Linked DNA regions of Mus musculus: region 1 is linked to region 2. The links are chromatin loops, found by intact Hi-C in ENCODE. Cell type or tissue: heart. All regions are shown on one strand. Links, peaks and the distances in the headings refer to the core of each region. The heading gives the core; the rest is flanking DNA.

Region 1 (12,196 bases), core at 5,108-7,607, 61 kb after region 2:
CTACTTCATCTCTACTTCTGTGGCTCAGGGAACAATGCTTGTGGCCTTTCTCAGGGCCAGGTAGCCAGCCTTCAAATGTAGGAGAATTCCTCAATAGTGCTGAACTGCAGCTTGCTCTGAGGCTCTGTATAGTTGGCAAGAAGGCCTGAAACATCAGAATACTTCTTACCTGGCTTAAAGGACGAAGGAGCACCAACAATAAAGTAGTTAGGATCCTTTAGTTGTCATGGCAATGGACTTTCAGCAGCGAGGATCTGTTTGAGGTTCTTCCAAGTTCTATTCTTCTTGCCAGTTACTGCACCGCCATGATGGGAGTGCACAAAGTTGGGATCCTTAAATGGCAATGGCTTGGCAGCTTTCTCCACAGGCCCCGAGCTTAACTCTGAGGACGCCATTTTACTCACACGTGGCATCAATGCTGACACCCTGAGCAAAGCCAGAGGCGGATAGCTTTTTCTTCTTACTAGCACCATATCCCCCTCCGCTGCTGTTGTGAGAAGGGCTAGCTGGCCTCTTCTTGATGTTCCTAGCTACGGAGGGGGTAGAAGTGGTAGCCACAATTGGAATTTGAGCAGCCATTCTGCCCGCAGTCCGCCTGTGAGTCCCCACCCCCACCCCTTCCAAGACCTAATTGTCTAAATCCTAAAGACAATTTCTTCTCGATACTCCTCGATGCCACTCCCAAGGCCTTTTGACTTTACATAGATGGATCCTGACACTCAATAGTCCCAACCCTGACCAGGACTGTCCCCCCTGGTTCACTGTATAGATGCCCCACTTCCTTTGCAGGCCTTCTTTCTTTGTTAGCCAACCCGACTCTGCCTCATTTCTAAATCTCCTCAGTTCCAGAAGTCACCAGATCTCTCCTTGCAAAGCTCAACTCTCCTCTCCCCAGGTCACCGATTTAGGAGTCTCTCTCATGCCAACCCTTAAGCACACCACTTTATAGCACCTTGCCCGTCTCCACTCCTGACCGATGCCCTCATAGCTAATTTCCTCCACACAGGGGTCCCTAAATACTCATTCCCTGTACCAAGCCACTTCTGAATCTCCTCATGACCACTTTCCTCCCACCCACAAACAATTCCTTAAACTTAAAACATTATCCTTCCTGCCTCAGCTCTCCACCTCCCAAATCTATGCAGACCTTTCCATTCTTATACTTCCAAACACATAAACACTTCCTAGAATGACCTTTGCCCCTGTCGCCTCCTCTCCAAGAGTCTACACAGGGGCATGCACAGCTGGCTTCCTTGTCTACTCTCACCGAAGCCTCTTTGCTCACAACCTAATGGACACACTCTGGGGTCCCCTCACAGTCTACTCCTACCCCTTTCTCCCCCAACTCCTAACTTACAAAGGACCCCAGTCCCTTCCCCTGTATTGGATTCTCTCCCTACAAAGTTCTCTTACTGAAAAGTCATCACTCACTGTCCTGACCTGTCCTCCCTCTGGTGTATTAGTCAGGGTTCTCTAGAGTCACAGAACTTACGGGTAGTCTCTATATAGAAAGGGAGTTTGTTGATGACTTACAGTCTGTAGTCCAACTCCCCAACATTGGTCAGCTGTGAATGGGAAGTTCAAGGATCTAGCAGTTGCTCAGTCCCACAAGGCAAGCAAGCAAAGAAGAGAGAATCTTCCCTCTTCTAATGTCCTCATGTAGGTCTCCAGCAGAAGGTGTGACCCAGATTGAAGGAGTGTACCACCACGTCTGGGGGACTTGCTTTGTCCCAGATGACCTTGAACTCAGAGATCTCCTTGCCTTAGTCTCCTGGGATTCATAGTCACTATGCCTCAAGATCTCCATGCCAAGATCCAGGTTGGAAACTTGTATCTTCCAGCCTCAAAATCAGGATTGCAGGTGAGCCTTCCAATTGTAGTTAATTCCAGATATAGTCAGGTTGACAACCAGGAATAGCCACTATACTCCGGTCTCTACACTTACCTCTTTGCCTCAGTGTCCCCCAGATCCCCTACACTGCATTTAAACATCTCAGCAGCCTTCCACCCCACCCTCTCCTCCCCAAGGGGGTCCTCTAGCTGCTTCTGCATACACTTTCATACAAATGGCAGCTCCTTCCTGTCAGAGGCCACATCAGACAGACCCCTCCATAGTCACATGGACAGACCAGCTCTTCCAGCTGCCTTTTCATCCCTCACGACTCACCTCACTTCTCTCCAGGCTCCCATACTCCATGGCCCAGGTAACAACACACCTAGGCTTTCCTCAACACAGGATCCTCTCTAACCTCTGCTCTGTGTATTCATCCTCACCTTCTGCTCCTGGTCCCTCAAGGTCACCAGGGGCCCACAATCTCCTCTTTCTTCTCTCACCCCTACTTTTCCTTTGCCTAAATATTTGCCAAATATCCACTGACTCCCCTAAATTCATTACCTGTTCTTAGACATCAAACACTCTGAATAACCACCCCCCTTTCCCAATTGCAATAGCTAAACCCAAGCCAATACCTCTCTGACACACACAAACACACTCACACACGCATATTCTTTCTGTCTCTGTCTCTCCTCCTCATCCCATGTCCCCAAACAAACTCTATGCTATACAATATCCATCATGGAACCTCAGGGAGAAAGGATGCCTTATCATGGGCCTGCGGAGGCACCCTTCCCACCTTACCATACCTGGCTCTATAAAACATATCCTTGTCTCTTTATAAAATACAACACTACGGGGGTATGCAGGTGGGAGAGCTTAGACATTCCCCAACTTACCAGGAGTCTTCAACAGGTGGTCCTCAGCTGTGTGGACCCAGTGACTGACTGTGCATCCAACGCATAACCAAATGCTGTCCCCTGCTTATATACCCAAAGCAGAAAACGAAAGAGAAAGCCCCAAGGTACTCACCACCAAAACAACACAGGAAACTTGTGGCTTGCTGGATGCTACATCTTTATCCCACGCTTCCTGCTGACCTACTCAAAGGAGTGCCCTTTGACCTGTCATTCTAGGTTCTCCTTGGCCCATTTCAAATGGGGGTCTCTGTAGTCTGGAGGGAAAAGACCTGCCTCTACAGACTAGGGGACCCTACACAGATTACTTCCTGTACCTCCTGGGCTCTGCTCAGTCCCTCTTTCCTTGCCTGCAGCCTTGGCACCTCCCCAACTCTTAGATCCTTTTGTTTATGGTGTTACCCCAGGATACCATGCGCAGCGTCTGGACATCTGCTTTTATGGGTTTTCCTACCAGGGGCTCTGAACTTGGAACTACTAAATATCAAATCCTCTTGAGTAATAGGTTCCTAGACCTTAGTAGTCCCTCAGACCTAAGCACAGCTAACTCCATGGTTGAAGTACCATTCAGGCTGTAAACTTCAGCACATAGACAGCACCACATAAAAAATGAAAACAAAGGCCTAGTCCATCAATGTTCATAGTTCTGGGAAATTATCTAAATGTACTAACCTTGCTTTTTTTCTTTCTTTTTTTAAGATTTATTTATTTATTTTATGTATATGAGTACACTGTCGCTGTCTTCAGACACACCAGAAGAGGGCACCAGTTCCCATAACAAATGGTTGTAAGCCATCATGTAGTTGCTGGGATGACCAAGCCCGCTCAGTCAGTCAACAGGTTCTCCAGCGTGGGAGTGATGATTAAAAAGAAAAAAGACAGTTATACAACACTGTAGCATGACCTGGTCTCTCACTCCATCTGCCCTTATGTTTTTGTCTTTGTTTTCCCAGAATTGTTTAGTTGGCTAGCTTCTTTATCTGACTCTGCATCTGTCCTGCTAGTATAGTTTGGAAAGTCCCTTCAGAGGGAGAAGGGGCTGGGTGGTCTTGAATTTACTTTGAATTCTACATCCCACCCCCCTTTTTCTGTGGTGCATTTCAATCCTGAAATGATGTCTCACTTTGTTGCAGCTATTGATATTGTTGTCTGAGCATCAAAACTTGTACTTATGCATTCTCAAATAAAAACTAGTAATCTAGAATCTCTTCATTCTGAGACTGAAGGCAAATTTAATTTTCCAATCCACTTTTATACCATTTTAATTACAAGCAAGGATTTTGGGAGAGCAGTACAATAAGGAACTAACAAAGCAGTAAGTTCTGTGATTACTCCTGTGACAGTTGTTTAAAAGGGTTTGTCACAATGACCAAAATACTTGAGCCCACTTCCATGTCCAAGCCCAAAAACTTACCTGAAGCCTAAGTCTTCAGTTTTACCCTGAGACTAAAATTCCTGCCTTACCCTACTTCTCTACTACAGCCTAAAGTTAGATTCTTGCCGAAACTTACTTCCTTATTATGCCCTAATGTCAGATTCCTGCCTGAAGCCCATTTCCTTGTCCTTGGCCAATGTCAGACTCCTGCCAAGCAGTACCCCAGACGGCTTTCCACACTGGGAATTGAACTCAGGACCTTTGGAAGAGCAGTCAGTGCTCTTATCCACTGAGCCATCTTTTTAGCCCTTAACCTTGCTTTTGGGCTTTTATAGTTCCATTTCTGGCTAACTGTTCTTGGTAACAGAAGTGTGTCTGTTGGAGTTTGCTGAAAGACCCTCACTCCTAAAGACTACAGAGACTGAGATCGCTGCAAACTGCAAGAGGTTTACTGATCCAACGTGTTGGGGCCCCTCAGCATGCAGGCAATAGAAGACCCCAAACGAACAAAGAACACGATTTTTATACTTTGTAAGGGGCAGATTTAGACAACAGGGTTAGCTGGCTTATTCTAATTGGTGTAGCAAGTAATACTTTCAGGAATTGGTTGGTTTACATGGGATGACTATCTTTGGCCTGGTCTCTCACTCCATCTACCCTTATGTTTTTGTTTTTGTTTTCCCAGAATTGTTTAGTTGGCTAGCTTCTTTATCTGACTCTGCATCTGTCCTGCTAGTATAGTTTGGAAAGTCCCTTCAGAGGGAGAAGGGGCTGGGTGGTCTTGAGTTTACTTTGAATTCTACATCCCACCCCCCTTTTTCTGTGGTGCATTTCAATCCTGAAATGATGTCTCACTTTGTTGCAGCTATTGATATTGTTGTCTGAGCATCAAAACTTGTACTTATGCATTCTCGAATAAAAACTAGTAAGTGATTAAGGATGCATCGGCCAAAGGTTAAGAGCAGAAGCAGGATATGAAGGGGTAGTAAACAGGACTAGGTAGGGACCCTTGCAGCAAGGGTCAAGGGTCAGGGTGCCATGCCAGCACACATAAACCAGATCTCCGACCTGGAACTGGTGGGATGTCTTTGGGGTACCCGGCTCGTACACTGCTGCCAGTTGTGACCAGTCTTTCCTTCTGCACCACCTGCAAGACTTTTAACTTAGCATATAGATTATAATTACTACAATATGTAGGTTCAGTCACATCATTTAAGACCGTGAGGGGCTCGGGAGCCTCATAAAGGATCTCAAAAGGAGTAAAACTGAATCGAGAGGGAGTATTTCTGGCTGTAAATCGGACAAGGGGGAGGAGCACCACCCAGTCTGCTCCAGTCTCCATGGTTAATTTTGTCAAGGTCTCTTTTAGGGTTCTATTCATCCTTTTTACCGCTCCTGAGTTTTGAGGTCTGTCCCCACAATATAATTTCCATTCACCCTCTAAATACTTGGCCACCCCCTGATTTACGTAGGCAACAAAGGCAGGGCCATTATCTGACCCTATTGCTTTTGGCACTCCAAACCTTGGAAAAATTTCTTCAATGATCTTGACGACCATCTGAGCAGTCTCATTTTTACAATGAAAAGCGTCTAATCATCTTGAGAACATACCCACAAAACCCAGAAGGTATTTATACCCATATCCAGGTCTTACCTCAGTAAAGTCTACCTCCCAGTAGATGCCGGGTCTGTCTCCTTGGTACCTCTTTCCTGGATCCATCGTGGTGCGTCAGACACTGTGCACCACCTGCTCCACAAGGTGTTTTAACCCTGGTACATGGTACTTAGTCTTGGAGAATGTCTGAATGAGCTTTCTTACCCCTAAGTGAGTCCACTGGTGCATCTGTTTGATCATAGCCTCTGCTTGTCTTTGTGGCAGGATTTTCTTTCCCCCGGTGGTGTACCACAGTCTCTTATTTTTGTTGAACTGGTGACTGGAATCGTTGGAAATGAGAGCTAACTCTTCTGCTGTGTAGGTAAACTGGGGGACTGGTTTTTTCGAGCTCTGTTGTCAGGAGCACCGGCAGGGTCATGGCTGCAACCACTCGTGCCTCTTGGACCTCCATGTTGTTGCCCCTTGCTATCACAGTATCTCCCTTCTGGTGACTAGGACAGTGGATGATGCTTACCTTGGCAGGGTCATGGAGGACCTTCAGCAGAGCCAGTATTTCTTCTTTGTTTTAAATTTCTTTTCCTCCTGATGTCAGTAGACCCCTGTGTTGATATATGGCCCCATGGACATGGGCTGTGGCAAAAGCATACCTGCTATCCGTGTAGATGTTGAGTCTTCTTCCTTTTCTTAATTCCAAGGCCTTAGTGAGGGCGATCAGTTCTGCCTTTTGGGCCGACGTGCCCTCCGGCAGGGCCCGTGCCCAAATAACTTGGTGTCTGTCTACCACAGCTGCTCCAGCATGTCTCCTCCCTTCTTTGAGATAGCCGCTTCTGTGAACCAGGTAACGTCTTCGCCCTCTAGTGGCTGGTCTGTCAGATCTTTATGCCACCCATGTGCCTCTGCAAGAACTTGCTGACAGTCATGGACAGGGGGCTCTAAGTCTGGGTCTGGGAGCAGGGTAGCTGGGTCAGACTTGCGAGGTGGGGGCAAAAGTGACTCTATTAGAGTTGAGCAACAGAGTCTGGTAATGGGTCATGCAGGCATTGGTCAACCATCGATCTCGGGGCTAGTGGATCATGCTCTCCAGGGCTTGAGGGGCTGACACTACCAGATCCTGTCCCATTGTCAACTTGTCCGCATCTCTGATCAACACCGGAACAGCCACTACGATCCGATCCACAAGTAGGCAGGCCACCCTCCTGCTACTGTATCTAGCTTCTTTGACAGGTAGGCCACCAGCCTCTTCCAAGGACCCAGCTTCTGTGTTAGCACCCCTTTTGCTATCTCTTTACTCTCAGCCACAAACAGGTGGAAGGTTTGGTCATGAGGGGCCCCTCTTCTTCTTGGGGCAGTCTCTTGCCCAGTGCCCTTTTTCTTTCCTTTTTAAAAAAATTAGATATTTTCTTCATTTACATTTCAAATGCTATCTTGAAAGTCCCCTATATCCTCCCCCGACCTGTTCCCCAACCCGCTGGTTAGTTCATATTGTTGACCCTCCTATAGGGTTGCTTTAGCTCCTTGGGTATTTTCTCTAGCTCCTTCTTTAGGGGCCCTGTGTCCCATCCAATAGATGACTGTAAGCATCCACTTCTGTATTTGCCAGGCACTGGCATAGCCTCACAAGAGATGGCTATATCAGGGTCATGTCAGCAAAATCTTGCTGGCATATGCATTAGTGTTTGGGTTTGGTGGTTGTATATGGGATGGATCCCCGGGTGGGACAGTCTCTGGATGGTCCTTTCTTCTGTCTCAGCTCCAAACTTTGTCTCTGTAACTCATTCCATGGGTATTTTGTTCCCCATTCTAAGAAGTATCGAAGTATCCACACTTTGGTCTTCCTTCTTCTTGAGTTTCATGTGTTTTGTAAATTGTATTTTGGGTAGTCTAAGTTTCTGGGTTAATATCCACTTATCAGTCAGTGCATATCATGTGTGTTATTTTGTGATTGGGTTACCTTACTAAGGATGATATCCTCCAGATCCATCCATTTGCCTAAGAATTTCATTAATTCATTGTGTTTAATTGCTGAGTAGTACTCCATTGTGTAAATGTACCACATTTTCTGTATCCATTCCTCTGTTGTGGGACATCTGGGTTCTTTCCAGCTTCTGGCTATTATAAATAAGGCTGCTATGAACATAGTAGAGCATGTGTCCTTATTAAGATTTGGAACATCTCAGGAGAGGTATTGTTGGATCTTCCGGTGTACTATGTCCAATTGTCTGAGGAACCTCCAGACTGATTTCCAGAGTGGTTGTACCAGCTTGCAATCCCACCAACAATGAAGGAGTGTTCCTCTTTCTCCACATCCACGCCAGCATCTGCTGTCACCTGAATTTTTGATCTTAGCCATTCTGACTGGTCTGAGGTGGAATCTCAGGGTTGTTTTGATTTGCATTTCCCTGATGATTAAGGATGTTGAACATTTTTTCAGGTGTTTCTCAGCCATTAAGTATTCCTCAGTTGAGAATTCTTTGTTTAGTTCTGTACCCCATTTTTAATAGGGTTATTTGATTTTCTGGAGTCCATCTTCTTGAGTTCTTTTTATATATTGGATATTAGTCCCCTATCAGATTTAGGATTGGTAAGGATCCTCTCCCAATCTGTTGGTGGCCTTTTTGTCTTATTGACAGTGTCTTTTGCCTTACAGAAACTTTGCAATTTTATGAGGTCCCATTTGTCGATTCTTGATCTTACAGCACAAACCATTGCTGTTCTGTTCAGGAAATTTTCCCCTGTGCCCATATCTTCAAGGCTTTTCCGCACTTTGTCCTCTATAAGTTTCAGTGTCTCTGGTTTTATGTGGAGGTCTTTGATCCACTTAGACTTGAGCTTTGTACAAGGAGATAAGAATGGACCAATTCGCATTCTTCTACATGATAACCACCAGTTGTGCTAGCACTATTTGTTGAAAATGCTGTCTTTTTTCCACTGGATGGTTCTAGCTCCCTTGTCAAAGATCAAGTGACCATAGGTGTGTGGGTTCATTTCTGGGTCTTCAGTTCTATTCCATTGATCTACCTGTCTGTCGCTGTACCAGTACCATGCAGTTTTTATCACAATTGCTCTGTAGTATAAAATTAGATCAGGCATCGTGATTCCCCCAGAGGTTCTTTTATTGTTGAGAATAGTTTTTGCTATCCCAGGTTTTTGTTATTCCCGATGAATTTGCAAATTGCCTTTTCTAACTCAATGAAGAATTGAGTGGGGATTTTGATGGGGATTGCATTGAATTTGTAGATTGCTTTCTGCAAGATAGCCATTTTGACTATGTTAATCCTGCCAATCCATGAGCATGGGAGATCTTTCCATCCTCTGAGATCTTCTTCAATTTCTTTCTTCAGAGACTTGAAGTTCTTATCATACAGATCTTTCACTTCCTTAGTTAGAGTCACACCAAGGTATGTAATATTATTTGTGATTATTGTGAAGGGTGTTGTTTCCCTAATTTCTTTCTCAGCCTATTTATCCTTTGTGTAAAGAAAGGCCACTGATTTGTTTGAGTTAATTTTATATCCAGCTACTTCACTGAAGCTGTTTATCAGGTTTAGGAGTTCCCTGGTGGAATTTTAGGGTCACTTATATATACTATCATATCACCTGCAAATAGTGATATTTGACTTTTTACTTTCCAATTTGTATCCCCTTGATCTCCTTTTGTTGTCTAATTGCTCTGGCTAGACTTCAAGTACTATATTGAATAGGTAGGGCGAAAGTGGGCGGCCTTGTCTAGCCCCTGATTTTAGTGGGATTGCTTCAAGTTTCTCTCCATTTAGTTTGACATTGTCTAGTGGTTTGCTGTATATTGCTTTTATTATGTTTAGGTATGTGTAAAGGGCTGCAATATATGTGCCGCCACTAGACCCGCCAAAGTCACCAGTCTGTCTCCCGGGGCTTTTGCCCAACCCCTGGGGGCTTTAACCTATCCCCAGGGTGCATGAGGATCATGGGTGTTGCTACCAGTCCTAGTTTAGACACGTCACCAAAAGTATTTAAGCCACACACTTTCTGAGCCTTCTTTGTCTACCTCACTATGTTTAAGAAGTAAAAGTTAACCACGGAAGAACCTGGCGTGTCCTGTGTTTATTTCCTGCGGGACAGGGATTAGCTCGGGATACTTGGTGCCGAAATCCGGGGGAAAAAACGCCTTAACAACTCGCAGCACCAGAGGAGACCCTTCTAATCGAAGCAGGTTTAGAACCGCGGTGGATCTAAAACTCTGAGAGCATACTGGATCCTTGTAAGTAACTGTGATCCTTCTTAATCCCTCCCCTTAACTGAAAGGTGGCACTGAAAGCCTTTTGTTCTCATGCTGGCTGTGTTAACCCTATTTCTCCCGGTTTGATCCTGCACTCACCAGAAGTGGCGCTGAAAGAAAAAGTTTTGAATGCTGTTAAGCACAGTCAGACGGATGTATATAAGCTGCAGTGCTTGTCTCATATTTAAGCCTCTCGTAGATAAGGGAGCAGTATGAGAAATTCACATTCTGTAACTACAGCTCTACACTTTGTTTTAAAACAGCGAGAGATAAAAGTTTCTACAAAAACCTTAGAAACATTCATTAGGGAAATAGAACATATATCACCTTGGTACGCGTGCTCAGGGTCGTTAACTCTTTCCTCTTGGGAGAAATTAAGGGAAGACTTAGCTAAGGAACAACAGAATGGGAAATTAAAGGCAGGGACCATGCCATTATGGAAACTGGTGAGATCGTGCCTGGAGGATGAGAGATGCCGTCCAGCAATAATAACAGGGCAGGCAATATTAGAAGAAGCACAAGACAGTATGGCAGAAACGGAGTGGCATGAAAGGTTAAGAGCTCTAAAAAAGGAAAATGTGCACAAGAAAAAAAGCCCTTCCAGAGACCTTGAGTCAGAGGAAGTGAAAATTTTGAGGATAAATCCTCAGGGAGAGAAAAAGGAAAAGGAGAAAGTTCAGAAAAGGAAAAGCCTTTATCCGGTAAAGGAACTAGAGGCTTTGAAGCTTGATAGTTTAAAAGCAGATGAGCTTAGCTCCTCTGAGGAAGAGGAGTCACATTATGAGGCAGCTCATTATAAAAAAGAAAGATACCATCCAGAGGAAAGGCGAGTGAAGAAATCAGAGAGAAAATTAAAAGTTACTGGAGACACAGAGCAGGCCACCTCTGGGCCTTCTAGTCTCAATACACCTCCACCTTATGTGGAGAAATTTTATTCTGATTCTTTTCTTTCAAAGGAGGAAAAGAAAAAATTATATCAGGCATTTCCTGTCTTTGAAGCTACAGATGGAGGGCGAGTACACGTCCCCGTGGAGTATACTCAGATAAAAGAACTTGCTGAGTCGGTTCGCAATTATGGAGTTAGTGCCAACTTCACTATCTCCCAAATTGAAAGATTTGCTACTTTAGCCATGACCCCAGGAGACTGGCAGACAACAGTGAAGGCTGCACTCCCTAATATGGGGCAATATATAGAGTGGAAAGCATTGTGGCATGACACTTCTCAGACACAGGCCAAAGTCAATGCCACTGCTGAAGGCAATCAGAGAAATTGGACATTTAAATTATTAACAGGACAAGGGCAGTATGCTAATAATCAGACGAATTATGATTGGGGAGCATACACTCAAATCTCCACTGCTGCCATTAAGGCGTGGAAGGCACTTTCCAAAAAGGGAGAGTCTGGAAGATACTTGACAAAAATTATACAAAATCCTCGGGAGTCATTCTCAGACTTTGTAGCTAGAATGACAGAGGCAGCAGGCAAAATTTTTGGAGACTCTGAACAGGCAATGCCTTTAGTGGAACAGTTGATTTATGAGCTAACCACTCAAGAATGCAGAGCAGCAATTACACCCAAAAAGAGCAAAGGACTGCAAGATTGGTTAAGGGTATGCCGTGAGCTTAGAGGTCCCTTATCTAATGCAGGGTTAGCGGCTGCCATCCTGCAGGGCCAAAGGCGTTCAGATACAAATAGTAATAACAGGGTCTGCTATAACTGTGACAAGCCAGGGCATATGAGAAGGGACTGCCAGGCACTCGTAAAAGGGAAAGTGCTAGGGCTATGTACCAGGTGTGGAAAAGGCTATCATCGAGCCAGTGAGTGTCGTTCAATTAAAAACGTCAGAGGCAGATTTATTCAGTCTGGACCTCAGGCAGAAAGAAGTGAAGACAATTCAAAAAACGAGTTTCTGGGCCCCAGGTCCCAGGTCCCCAAAACATATGGGATCCCAGCTCACAACAGGCGGACACTACAGTCCACAGAGCTGCAGAAGTCTCTGTGCCATCACTCCATTCATGCTAACACCCTCAATTGGGATGCAGCCCATTCCCACTGACTTCAAAGGGCCTCTGCCATTCAGAAGTGTTGGCCTAATACTGGGCCAGGCCTCCTTGGCTTTACAAGGCCTCATTATCCACCCTGGAGTCGTAAATCAAGACTATGAGGGGGAACTTCAAGTTCTTTGTTCCTGTCCTCAAG
Region 2 (12,196 bases), core at 4,430-6,929:
GTTAGTGGCCATTCTCCCTCCAGTCAGAGGGGATCTTTTCTGAAGCATGAAAATCAGACTTTCCTGAGAATTTCATCTGTGCTTTCTAACATCCAGAGGATGCCCCCAACTCCTGTGTGAACAGCTGTTCCTCAGCTTCTGGGTCCACTTATTTCGTTTTGTGGTGCTGGGATAGAACTCGGGGTCCCACGTGTGTTAGGCATGTGTTCTGCCACTAAGCCACTCCCCACTCACCCTGCCTACTTGTGAGGCCTGAGCACAGGCAGGCCGTGCAGAAGGCAGCTCCACCTGCCTCCAGCAGCCCCCTCTGCTGGTGCTCTGTAGTAAAGGCACCCGGCAGTTAAGGCTGGCAATTGCTCTGGTGGTCCACTTCCTCGGGCAGGGTTGCTCCTTGGCCTCCTTCCCTCTAAAGACCACTTTGAAGTCTTCATACTGGGCTGCCCATTTCTCTTTAGCTGGGCCCCACTGACCCTCTGCCTCTGCCCACAGGCGTGGGGACCTGCCATTTGTCGTGACTCGCCGAATTGTTCGGAAAGGCACTGGCGACTGCTCAGACGAGGAGGTCGACGGTAAAGCAGATGGGGCCGATGCCAAGGCAGCTGAATAGGAGCTTCTCCTGCAGCCCAGGCGGATGGACAAACGGCTCTGCCTCCCTCCCCCAACCCTCCACACCCCTGCCTTGAGACTGCTCTGACCATGTCCCCCTCCTCCCAAGGCCTTCCCGAGGGCATTGGCTTCCTCTGCTGCAGCCCTTCCAGTCCTCCATACCCTTTGAGAATCTGATACCAAAGAGTCCAGGCTGGCTCAGGCCGGATGACCCACAGGGTCTTGTCCTCCTTGCCTGAAAGCACGGGTGGTGGGCAAGAAGGGCGGCCATTGGAGTAGGCACAAGAGTTTTCTATGAATCTATTTTGTCTTCAGATAAAGATTTTGATAGCTCAGGCCTCTAGTAGTGTTACCCTCCCCGACCTCGGCTGTCCCCGTCCCCCGTCCCCCCTGCTGTTGGCAATCACACACGGTAACCTCATACCTGCCCTATGGCCCCCTTCCCTGGGCCCTATTGGTCCAGAAGGAGCCTCTGTGCTGGGTGCAGAACATGGGGCACTCTGGGAATCCCCCCACTCCCTTCTGGGCAGCACTGGTGCCTCTGCTCCTCCGACTGTAAACCGTCTCAAGTGCAATGCCCCTCCCCTCCCTTGCCAAGGACAGACCGTCCTGGCACCGGGGCAAACCAGACAGGGCATCAGGGCCACTCTAGAAAGGCCAACAGCCTTCCGGTGGCTTCTCCCAGCACTCTAGGGGACCAAATATATTTAATGGTTAAGGGACTTGCAGGGCCTGGCAGCCAGAATATCCAAGGGCTGGAGCCCACTGTGCGCTCTGGTGCCTCTCCTAGGACTGGGGCCAAGGGTGGTCGAGCTGTGCCACCCACTCTATAGCTTCAAGTCTGCCTTCCACAAGGATGCTTTTGAAAGAAAAAAAAAGGTTTTATTTTTCCCTTCTTGTAGTAAGTGCTCTAGTTCTGGGTGTCTTCACTGCCTTGCCCTGGAACTGTGTTTAGAAGAGAGTAGCTTGCCCTACAATGTCTACACTGGTCGCTGAGTTCCCTGCGCACTGCACCTCACTGTTTGTAAATGCTGTGATTAGGTTCCCTTATGGCAGGAAGGCTTTTTTTTTCTTTTTTTTTTTCTTTTCTTTTTTTTTTTTTTAAAGGAAAACCAGTCAAATCATGAAGCCACATACGCTAGAGAAGCTGAATCCAGGTCCCAAAGGCGCTGTCATAAAGGAGCAAGTGGGACCCGCACCCCTTTTTTTATATAATACAAGTGCCTTAGCATGTGTCGCAGCTGTCACCACTACAGTAAGCTGGTTTACAGATGTTTCCACTGAGCGTCACAATAAAGAGTACCATGTCCTACTCTTTGGTGTCTGGGTGTTTGGCTACAGCGGGAGAAGGCCGGGAAGGGCTGGGCCAGCGGTCACAGGAGAGCACACTTGACTCTGCTTAGTTAGCAGTTTGAGAGGGGGTGTTCCAAGACATCCTGGGCAGCAGCAGGGACCTCCTCCCTCCCTGCAGGCCAAGAGGCTGGACAGCAATGGGCCCAGGGCTGGTTCAGGAATTCTCCTCTCCTTCCACATGCTGGGCTCGCCTTTCTCCTCTAGGAGGAAGGAGGCTCTGGAGGAGATGCTGCGGTTCCAGAGGCAGAAAGTGGGAGGAGTGGGTGGTGAGCAGAAGCTGGGGAGGCGCGCAGTGTGCACCGCAAACACTCAGCATCAGCGGTGGCAGATGAAGCATGTGCACACGTGCACGCACGCGCGCGCGCTCTCCCCCCCCCCCCCCATACACACAAAAGAGGATCCAGAATGTGTCAAACCAACACAGTGACAGAAGCCTGGGAGACAGACTCCCGTTAGACTAGTCAGTTCTCATGGCCGCGCCCCCAGAGCAAGCAGCCTGCAGCCTGCTAGATTTACACAGCTCATCTTCCTGTTTTCATCTGTTACCTGCTCATCCTCAGTGTGCCTCTGTGTCTTTCTCCTTTTTTAAAATTTTCTTTTATTTTATGTATATGAGTAAAATTATAGCTGTCTTCAGACACATCAGAAGAGGGCATCAGATCTCATTACAGATGGCGGTGAGCCGCCATGTGGTTGCTGGGAATTGAACTCAGGACCTCTGGAAGAGCAGCCAGTGCTCTTACCCACTAAGCCATTCCTCCAGCCCCGTCTTTTGCCTTTTATTATTTGTATTTATTCGCAGCACCGGGCTTGGAATCTCTGCCCTGTGTTTCTTAGAAAGATCAGGTCTCCAGCCCTCAACTGTAATTGACTGCAGTGTTGATTTCTGGTCAAGTCTTGTGATGAACATTTTGGGTTATCAACTAGCCTGGCTGGGCGAGCAGCTCTGTGTGGAACCCTAGCCTGGCTGCAGCAGCATCTGACAGAGTTAGGGTACTTTTTTTGGTCTTTATTTTTATTGTATGAATTGCCACGGACTGGGCTCAGTCGGCCCCCCTCAATCCTTGGGAATCAGGGGTTCGGACAGATGGGCATAGAGTCGGCAAGAATTGACAGACAGATGCGGACTCAAGGGAGAGTGCTGAATCTGAATGTATTGTCACAAAGCGAACACCAGTCTTAGGGGTAGGATGTCACAGCAGGCACAGTACATTGAAGTTACCTGACACAAAATAGAGGAATGACTTCAAAAGGACTTACAGGAACCAGGTAATGTTTACAGCCCTGCCTAGGGTCAGCTAATGACAGGAAAGGATTTCACACCCTAGTCACGGTTTGTGCTACTCCTCTGAGCCTTGTGAAAGCTAGCACCAGGGGCTTCTGCTCAAGCAGACCTTATGAATAATGCAATACCACAACCCCCCTATTTCCTAGGCCTTGGTAAATTCTTGCATATGAGTGTAACTTGGCTGTTCTTTTAAGTTATCTGTAGGGAATCTCCATTTGTCAGAAGAATTCACCAACTTACCAACTTACTTCCAATATGCAATATATTCTGCCATACCTGACTGTAATGAAGATTCTAGGTATACTTTGCTAAGCTTGCCCTGAGATTTCTAACTCTTATCCAGTAAAATACTGTAAGAAAGCATGCAAGACCCTCCACAATATTGCAGGGACAAATTTGTGGCATCCTAGCTATGGGAATGCCAAGGTTCCTTGAAACTCTGCCTCAGGAATGCTTCCAGGTTTCTAAACCTGTAATTCGAGTCACTACTGGAGTAGATGTAGCAATGAATCTTTTGCCTGCATGTCTCTGTGGATCTCAGAAGAGGGCATCAGATTCCCTGAAACTGGAGTTAAAAGGCAGCTATGAGCCACCACTTGGGTGCTGAGAATTGATCCCGAGTCTTGCAAGAGCGGCCAGTGCCGCTCTGATTCATCGCTCTGGCCCTCTGAGAGTCCAATCTTATAACCACTGCAGACCTGCTGCCTCAGAGAATCTGGACACAGGATGCCATCAGTCCTCCAGAGGATTCAGGTGCATGCCAGGCTCCCAGAGCCTGGTGCGGGACCTGCAGGGGTGTCCAGTCAGGAGGATGGAGATGGCAATCTTTGCTCTAACCTCATGGATGCTTCATTCCCCTCCTGAATAAAACGAGTGGCAAACCCTACTTTCTAGACCAGCCTCTATTGGTTCTGCCTTTCCTAGGGTTACTGTAGCTTACCACATGCCAGATAGCCTACAACAGAGAGCTACTCTCAAGTTCAAAGCTGAGGTGTTTTCTCCGAGAGAATCTGGTGGGTCCATGTATCCCATGGCTTGGACCAGCACCACCCCAGTATCTGCTTTGTCTTCATGTGGCCTGCTTCCCCCATCTTTAAAATATTTTTAAGGATAAAGATGTTTTATGGGCTGGAGAGATAGATGGCTCAGAGGTTAAGAGAACTGACTGCTCTTCAAGAGGTCCTGAGTTCAATTCCCAGCAACCACATGGTGGCTCACAATCATCTGTAATGGGATTTGGTGCCCTCTTCTGGCCTGCAGGCATACATTCAGGTAGAAGGCTGTATACATAATAGAAGGACACTTGGCATTGGATTTAAGGCCCACACAAGTAATCCCAGATTCTTGGTTTACGGGCTCTGCCAACACCGTACTGTGGCCTCCATTCTGGTTATAGCAGCTAGGTGCTATGAATTTCAAGGCCATGCTGTGCCATGACAGTGACATCAGCCAGCCTTCTTCAGTGACTAAGGAGTGTGTTGCAGAGCTGTCTAGTGGGGTGGCTCCCCAGCCCCTCTTCCCTCCTATTTGAGAGTCTGCCGAACTTGAGCCTGGATCCTCTCTCCAGCACCCCTCTCATCCTCAGCGCTAGACAGTCTGGAGGCAAACTCCAGCCTCTTGGGTTGCTAACTTGCCTGTCTGAAATCAGAATCCCAGAGCTGCTGTGTTCACCCAGCCGGTGTGTCTGATGCTCCTGACCATTATATGTGCATCAAGCCGAGGGCAGTGCTACTTGTGTGTCATTGCAAAAGTCCAATAATTGTGATTTAGATCCTGTCATTTTTACATTCATTCTAAATCCCGAAGCTGACACATCACATTTGGAGACATGACATCCCATCTGAGCAAAGACAGGACAGTTCTCTGAATGAGGCTGGTGGCCAGGCTGTGGTGGCTGGGAGCAGTGGTCGCCCTTCTCACTCCCAGGCTGTCATGCAGTGCTATCAATGAGGGAGATGTTTTTTTTTTCTCCCGTGTTTTGCAGTCCTGACAGGTTAGTCTGGGGTGACCATTTAAGTACATTAGAAGCCCCGTGCCCAGTGCTCAGTTGGCAGGTCCCTGTCCCCTTCTGCATTCTCCGAGAGGAGGGTGCCTGTCTTGGGACAGCCAGTGTAGCATCCAGACAAGCATTTAAAACGTAGCTTGTCTGCACCAGTGAGTGCTGGGATGGGAGTGATCATGGTGGCCCGATGCTTTGGCTGCTGATCCCTCCACCATCCACTAGATGGTGCTGTACCCTGCCTGACTTGCTCCCCAGTTTCAGGGTTGTTTCCTTTGCGTTAGGATCCCCGTGGCCGTCGTTGCCAAAGATTAGGCTGAGATGTCAAGCAGGACATCCTGGGACACTTGCTTCGGATGCCACCAGTCAAGCTGAGCTATTGAGTAGCAGATTTTCAGATGCTGAGGAGTTTCTAGGGTTCAAGATCTCTATGCCCTAACCTGCCAAGTGAGTCCTATCCAGGGGGTTCCATCCAAGACTGTTGGAGAGACCATGTTCTGGTCTATTCCATGCTCTGATTAGAAGGTCTCCGTTACTGCTCTCTGGCTCATAGGGGAATTTACCTGGTTCTGCACCTTGAAGTACTTTTGTTTGGCTGTTGAGTTAATATTAATATCAATCCTGGTATTGGTACCAGGTAAGGGGTGTGTGTGTGTGAAAACTTGATGGAAGGGAAATTATAGAAAAAAAATGATCCCAAAATTACCAGAAGCAAAAAGGGGGATTATGAGTGCCACATGTCAGAATGTTTATCTTAGTTTGAATCTTGGCTCTGCCTCCCTGGTTGTCTGACAGGGACTAAATCTGGCTCCTAAAGATGTGGACAGCCCAAAAGCTCTCATCCAATTGTCCTTTTGGGCATCACTCTGTTTCAGGGCCTATGGGGGGCGAGGAAACTGAGGGCCCAGTCAGTAGTGGGGTGATTTGCCAAGGGCAGACTAGTCAGCTGGATCACAGGCTCACATCTCCCCTGACTCCTGTTATCAGTATGTGAGGGATGAAGGCAGAAAGCAGGAGCTGTCCTGGGTGTCTGGATAGGCAAGGACACAAGGTGTGGGGACTAAGAGGGGCACATTGCCAAACACCATCCCCAGAGCAATACCAGCTCTGCAATCCTAAGATCACTGAGTAGACCATTGGGTGTGAGAGAGAGAGACTCTGAGTGTGCAGAAACGCACAGGCTAATTCCGTAGAAATTCTAGTCTCCCCATATAGCCAGGTCTGGCTCTAAACCTATCATCTTTTCATCTAAGCTTCTTCCTGAGTGCTGAGATTCTAGGTTTGTGCCACCAATGTGGCCTTTTAAGGTCCCACTTAGTGCTTCAGTCTCAGAGTAAATGGGCCAGCATGGGTCTCCACTCTGCCCACCAGGAACCTGTGTTTTCAACCGATGGATACATCACCTGTGCTGTTGACCCCCCCAAGGCCACTGCCCACCTGTGGGGTGGGGTTAGAGTCTCTACAGTGGGAGCCAGGTGCCACAGCCACTGTGGGAAGATGAAGGGGCAGAAAGAACAGGAGTGTCCCATTGTGGAGTGGGAAAGTCTCACTACAGGGTCAGCCACAGCAAAGACACGGAGGTGTCATGGTCACTGAGGCAGGATAGACTTGAAGGTGTATGTATGATAGAAGCAGGGGCTGGTTGGGAGGGGGGAGACTGCAGTGGGCTTGAGGCCTGGAGTGCTGACTAAAGGGGATTCAACTTGACCCTGAGAGATCATCAAGGACCCCTTAGAAGGAGCAAGGTGTCTTCCCTCCCTCCCTCCCTCCCTCCCTCCCTCCCTCCCTCCCTGCTCTGAGGATGCCCTGAAACCATCAGAAGGGATGGGGTTGGAGGGTTGCTTTGCGCAACTCTGCTCGGGTTCCAGCTGGGAAGAAGAGGGCTCCTATCAGGGCTGCACAGCCAGCCAGGAGCAGGGCAGGGCAGGGCAGGGCAGGGCAGGGCAGGGCAGGGCAGGCCTGGGCAGGGCAGGGCAGTCCTTCCCAGAACAGCCTTTCTGTAAACTGAGTCACAGCCCCCATCAAGAGGTCTACCATGCCCACATCAGCACCCAGCTGCAGCACAGGACCAGGTCAGTGCAAGGCTTTCCTGAGGGGCCAAAGAATGGAGACTGGGGACTTTTCCTTGCCTATGAACGTCTTTGCCTGGGGGTGGGGAGTGAGTAGTCACAAGTATGACAACAATAACAAAATGGAGAAGATTTTATCTGCTTATGAAAGGAAAGAATATTAATGAACCATCTGAGAAGATATTGAGACATGCTCCCCTTTGTTGCTCTTGCAGGTGGTAGGTGCCTTGACAGAGCTCCATAGAGGTGAGGGGAGCCAGGCAAGTCTTGGTTAAATTAACCCTGTGGTAGTTAACCCTATAATGGGTTGCTGGACCAAACTTTTCTCAGTGTACCTTGTGTGCATGCAGAGCTGGGCAGTATAAAAAATGACAGTGAAGACAGAAAAGGGACAGACACACGTGTAAAGGCCACTTCATCTCATCTGGTGAACTGGGGGACATTTGCAGGCCTCTTGCTGTTTCTGCCAGGCCTTTGTGTGCCTGGAAAATACCACCAGAAACAATTCTTACTGTGCCCTCACACACACCATCCCAGTGGGACAGAACTACTTTTAGCTTTCTGCCTACAAAGTAAGTTAGTTATTTTAAGGTTTTTTTTTTTGTATTTTTCTTTTTTCTTTTTCTTTTATTTGTTTTGTTTTTATTTTTTAGAAATAGAGTGTCACTGTGTAGCCCTGGCTGGCCAGGAATTTGATCTGTTGACCAGGCTGGCTTTAAATTTACAGAGATCCACTTGCCTCTGCTTCCAGAGTGCTGGCATAAAGACATGTGCCACCACAGCAGCCTAGACTTATTTTTCAAATGTGTGTGTGTGTGTGTGTGTGTGTGTGTGTGTGTGTAAGGCAGAGGACAACTTGCAGGAGTGAGCTCTGTCTTTCCATTATGAGGGTCTGGGATTGAACTCTGCCCATCAGCCTTAGCCACAAGCACCCTTACCTACTGTACCATTTTGCCAGACCTCTAGACAGATCTTGAAGAGGTAATCTGAAAGGCAGACAAAGTTCTATTAAAGGAGAATGTCCTTTGCACTACTGTCTACATAAAGGATTGGCTATGACGTGAGGTTCCATGGTTAGCGATGGCAGATGGGCAGCCCAGAGCAAGTACTGAAACAAAGGCAGGAAGTGGCAGGATTCTAAGCCCTGGTTAGATTCAGGACCCTGCAGAAGCAAGGAGAGAGAGAGAGAGAGAAAGAGAGAGAGAGAGAGAGAGAGAGAGAGAGAGAGAGAGAGAGAGAGAGAGAGAAAGAGAGAGAGAAAGCGAGCCCTGGGCAGTGGTGAACTTGTACCCTGAAGGGCACAGGCATTGCTGTGGATGGGAAGCTGCACACGGACAGGAGGATAGCCTGCTAGAGTTTAAGGGACCCAGGCTTAGTCAAGGGGCGGGGGAGGGACATGGCTCAGAATAGCCAGAGTTCACGTGCTGGTATGAAGACTGGGGATGCTAGCTAGCCTCGTGGTCTTCCCTCTACATTGAGATGGGGTCACCGTGTGGTGGATGCCTAAGGAGCCCTGCGTGTCCCAGACAGTCACCACCAGCTCTCACCCTCAGTTCCCATGTGTTCCTACCCTCAGAGGGCTGCCAGAGCATCCCTCCTCTTCTTGCCTTCTGTATACAAAGTCAATTATTTCCTACAAGCGCACCATCAGCTGATTCCAGTGGGACAGGGCACCTTCACCTTGGCTGGAGTGGGAGATTTGGGGTGGACAGTTAGAACCAGATGCTACCAGGTTTCTGCAGAGTCCAGGGAAGAGAAACACTCTGGATAGCGTCTGGTCTGTGGCAGAGACTGTGGAGGGAACAGTGGGCTACAGCCCTTAGGTGTTTGCCTTCTCTGTAGTGATTCCCCCTTTGTTGCACAGTTTGTCTTCTTCTTGCAGCTTGGATGGACCAGAGACCCCCACACTTGACACCATGGACCCTTCAGACTGCGAGGATGCCCCAGGTAGTTACTTGTACTCCCCTGGCGTCTTCTTGCTTGTGGCTCAGACTTCCATACTGCACTTCTCTGCATTTCTCATGCAGAGAAATTGAGGACAGAGAAGGGGAGACTCAAGGGAGACTATAGGTATTCTCCCAACACCAGCTCTCCAGGGGTGGGTGTCTATTCCTGGCTCTATCCTCGGGGAGTACAGCCCGGACTCACCTCCTCCCTACCCCGCCTCCTTAGGTGGGACCAGGGCATCCTGGGAAGCTGACTCTAGCTTGGTGTTACTCAAGCTCCTCCGGTCCATCCTCCTGCCTTACTCTCCTTTCCATCCAGGAGACAGAACCTTCATTGAGGAAGCCGCTGAGTACCTGCAGCACACATCGGGCAGGGAAGACCTGAGGCTGCTGCTGACCGAAGATGGAGCCTGGGAGGCCTTTGTGGCGGAAGCTGAGTTGTCCAGGTCACCCACAGTTAAAGTCTTCCTCCCCTTTTCCTGGTTTCTCTTCCCCTTCCTGCAGATGGTGCACCCTCGTTCCTCTCCCCACCCCCCGTGTCTTCCTCACCCAGTGCCCTTGTTCACACGGGTGGCGTTCTCCAAAGCATCTCCATGGATACACGCGGAACTGTGCTTTGTGAGTGTGCTGGCGTCTCTCAGTGAAGCTGAGAGCCATCGGAAGGCTGGACCACACACTGTCCTTAAGGCTGACCTAGATTTCTTACTCCCCTGCAGGTCAGAAGTGACACCAAATGGTAACGACTGAGCGCTCTTTAGTATAGGAAATGCCTGAGAACAGAAGTTGGATCCTAGATTTTCCTGATTTTAGGATATTTTCAACTATGATACATTGTGGGGATGAGACCCACATCTCAACATGAAATAGACTGTATTTTCTTTTTTACCCCTAGCACACATCTTAACTATCTATGCACATTTTAATTTTAAAAAATATTTATTTGTTTTTATGTAAGTTTATTTGTATGTTTCCTGCATGCATATCAATGTGAGGGTATCAGATCCCCTGGAACTGTAGTATAGACAGTTGTGAGCGGCCATGTGGGTGCTTGGAATTGAACCCTGGTCCTCTATGTTCTTTTTAATGTCCTTATGTATGTGTGACCTGTCCCTTGAGGTCAACTGTGGAGCTTTCTGCTGTGGCTTCCCGACACTGCTCAAAAGACTTCCTCTGCTGGAGCCATTCACATTTAGAAGACTCACTCACTCACTCACTCACTCACTCACTCATTCACTCACTCATTCACTCACTCACTCACTCACTCATTCACTCACTCATTCACTCATTCACTCACTCATTCACTCACTCATTCACTCACTCACTCACTCACTCATTCACTCACTCATTCACTCATTCACTCACTCAGTCACTCACTCACTCATTCACTCATTCACTCATTCACTCATTCACTCATTCACTCATTCACTCACTCACTCATTCACTCTCTCACTCACTCACTCACTCACTCACTCACTCACTCACTCACTCACTCACGGTGGCTCAGTTCAAATGAACTTCCAGCCAAAGTCCCCAGCCAGATGCAGACAGTCCTGGCAGGCAGGATATGACCGGGCCTACTGATTGTATCTCAGCAGTGGAGGGCAAAAGGAAGGCACTTCATGACACACTTGCAAACGTTCCATGAATTAAGGGTGACTTATACACCAGTCCTGCTCCCTGTGTTCATCAGCAGAGTTGTTCTCCCCCCGCCCCCCAATTCATCCCCACCCTGATAAATGTAGCAATGGTCATAGTGTCACCCTTGAGTCAGACGCCATCTCTACTTTATCCAATGCTTGGCGCTCAGGGCATCTTGTTTTATTTTTTTCTGACAAAGTCTGACATTAGCCTTGAACTCAGACATAACCAAAGACCATCTTGAACTTCTGATCCTCCTGCCTCTACCTACCAAGGGCTAGAATTATCGATGTGCATCAGTAGGCCTGGTTTTATGCAGTGCTAGACCCCAGGGCCTCACGCATGCTAGGCAAAGCACCTTACTTACTGTGCTGATCTCCACCCCCAAAGAACATCTTTTAAATGTTTTTAAAAAAAGAATTATTTATTTCTATTTTATATGTCTTTGACTGTGCATATATGTGTGGACCTAGTGCCTACAGAGACCAGAGAGGGCATTGGAGTCTCTAAAACTGTAGTTACAGACAGTTGTGAGCTGCCGTGTAGGTGCTGGGAATCAAACCTGGATCCTCTGGAAGAGCAGACAGTGCTCTTAGCTGCTGAGCCATCTCTCTAACTGCCAGAGCAATAACATCTTAAGCAAACAAAAACAAACAAGATTTATTATATTATTTATTTATTGAGACAGAGTCTCTTCACATAGCTCTGGCTATCCTGGAATTCAATATGTAGATCAAGCTGACTTTGAACTCTCAGATATCTGCCTGCCTCTGCCTCCTAAATGCTGGGATTAAAGGAGTGTCCCACCATGTTTGGCGATTTATTGACTTTTTAGTTATCTGTCTGTCTGTCTGTGAATAGGCACATGCAAAGACCTCTGTCTGTCTGTCTGACTGACTGTGTGTGAATAGGCACATGTACAGACCTACAGAGGCCACAAGAGGGTGCCAGATTCCCTGAAGTTGGAGTGATAGGTGCTCCTGAGCCTCTTCTCACCATGAGTGCTGAGATCCAACCAAATTCCAGTTCTGTAGACTGTGCACCAAACAGTCTTAAATGTGGAGCCAACTCTCCAGCTCCATGAAGAGCAACTTAACACAACTTTTACTCAGTATCCTCTATTGACTAAGGACCATTTACAATTACTAAGCGTTCACCATCAGAAGAAAGGTCCTGTGTGTCTGTGAAATCCCTCCCGGGTCACAGTGAGCATTCTGTCCCCTGGGCAGACTACATGTTATGGAACCTATAACAAACTGTTTATGTTCATTTTTATTTTTTTGGTGCCGAGGATGGA

Evidence for each region. Hi-C counts contacts between places; a loop is a spot of excess contacts. Peaks named below come from ENCODE experiments on the same cell type or tissue, not always from the same donor. Only the 100,000 strongest peaks of a DNase experiment are listed, where the experiment ranks them.
Region 1: a loop joins it to region 2, with 2.8 times the contacts of the local background. A loop is called at or near these places in 4 of 42 quality-filtered maps.

The regions. Positions count from the first base shown.
Region 1 is chr15:77,689,507-77,701,702 of GRCm38, reverse strand. Apol7e (apolipoprotein L 7e) reads right to left here and starts at 2,814. Exons shown (of 5, transcript NM_001134802.1): 1 at 2,734-2,814. It also overlaps the pseudogene Gm8233. In heart, for the core only: a CTCF peak has its summit at 6,584 (motif pointing left); no DNase peak of the experiment used is centred there.
Region 2 is chr15:77,750,310-77,762,505 of GRCm38, reverse strand. Apol8 (apolipoprotein L 8) reads left to right here and starts at 7,233. Exons shown (of 4, transcript NM_001081970.2): 1 at 7,233-7,318; 2 at 9,198-9,262; 3 at 9,581-9,707. The coding sequence starts at 9,232. It overlaps Myh9 (myosin, heavy polypeptide 9, non-muscle), which reads left to right. Exons shown (of 41, transcript NM_022410.3): 41 at 490-1,921. The coding sequence ends at 607. In heart, for the core only: CTCF peaks have their summits at 4,514 (motif pointing left) and 5,468 (motif pointing right); a DNase peak (open chromatin) is centred at 5,465.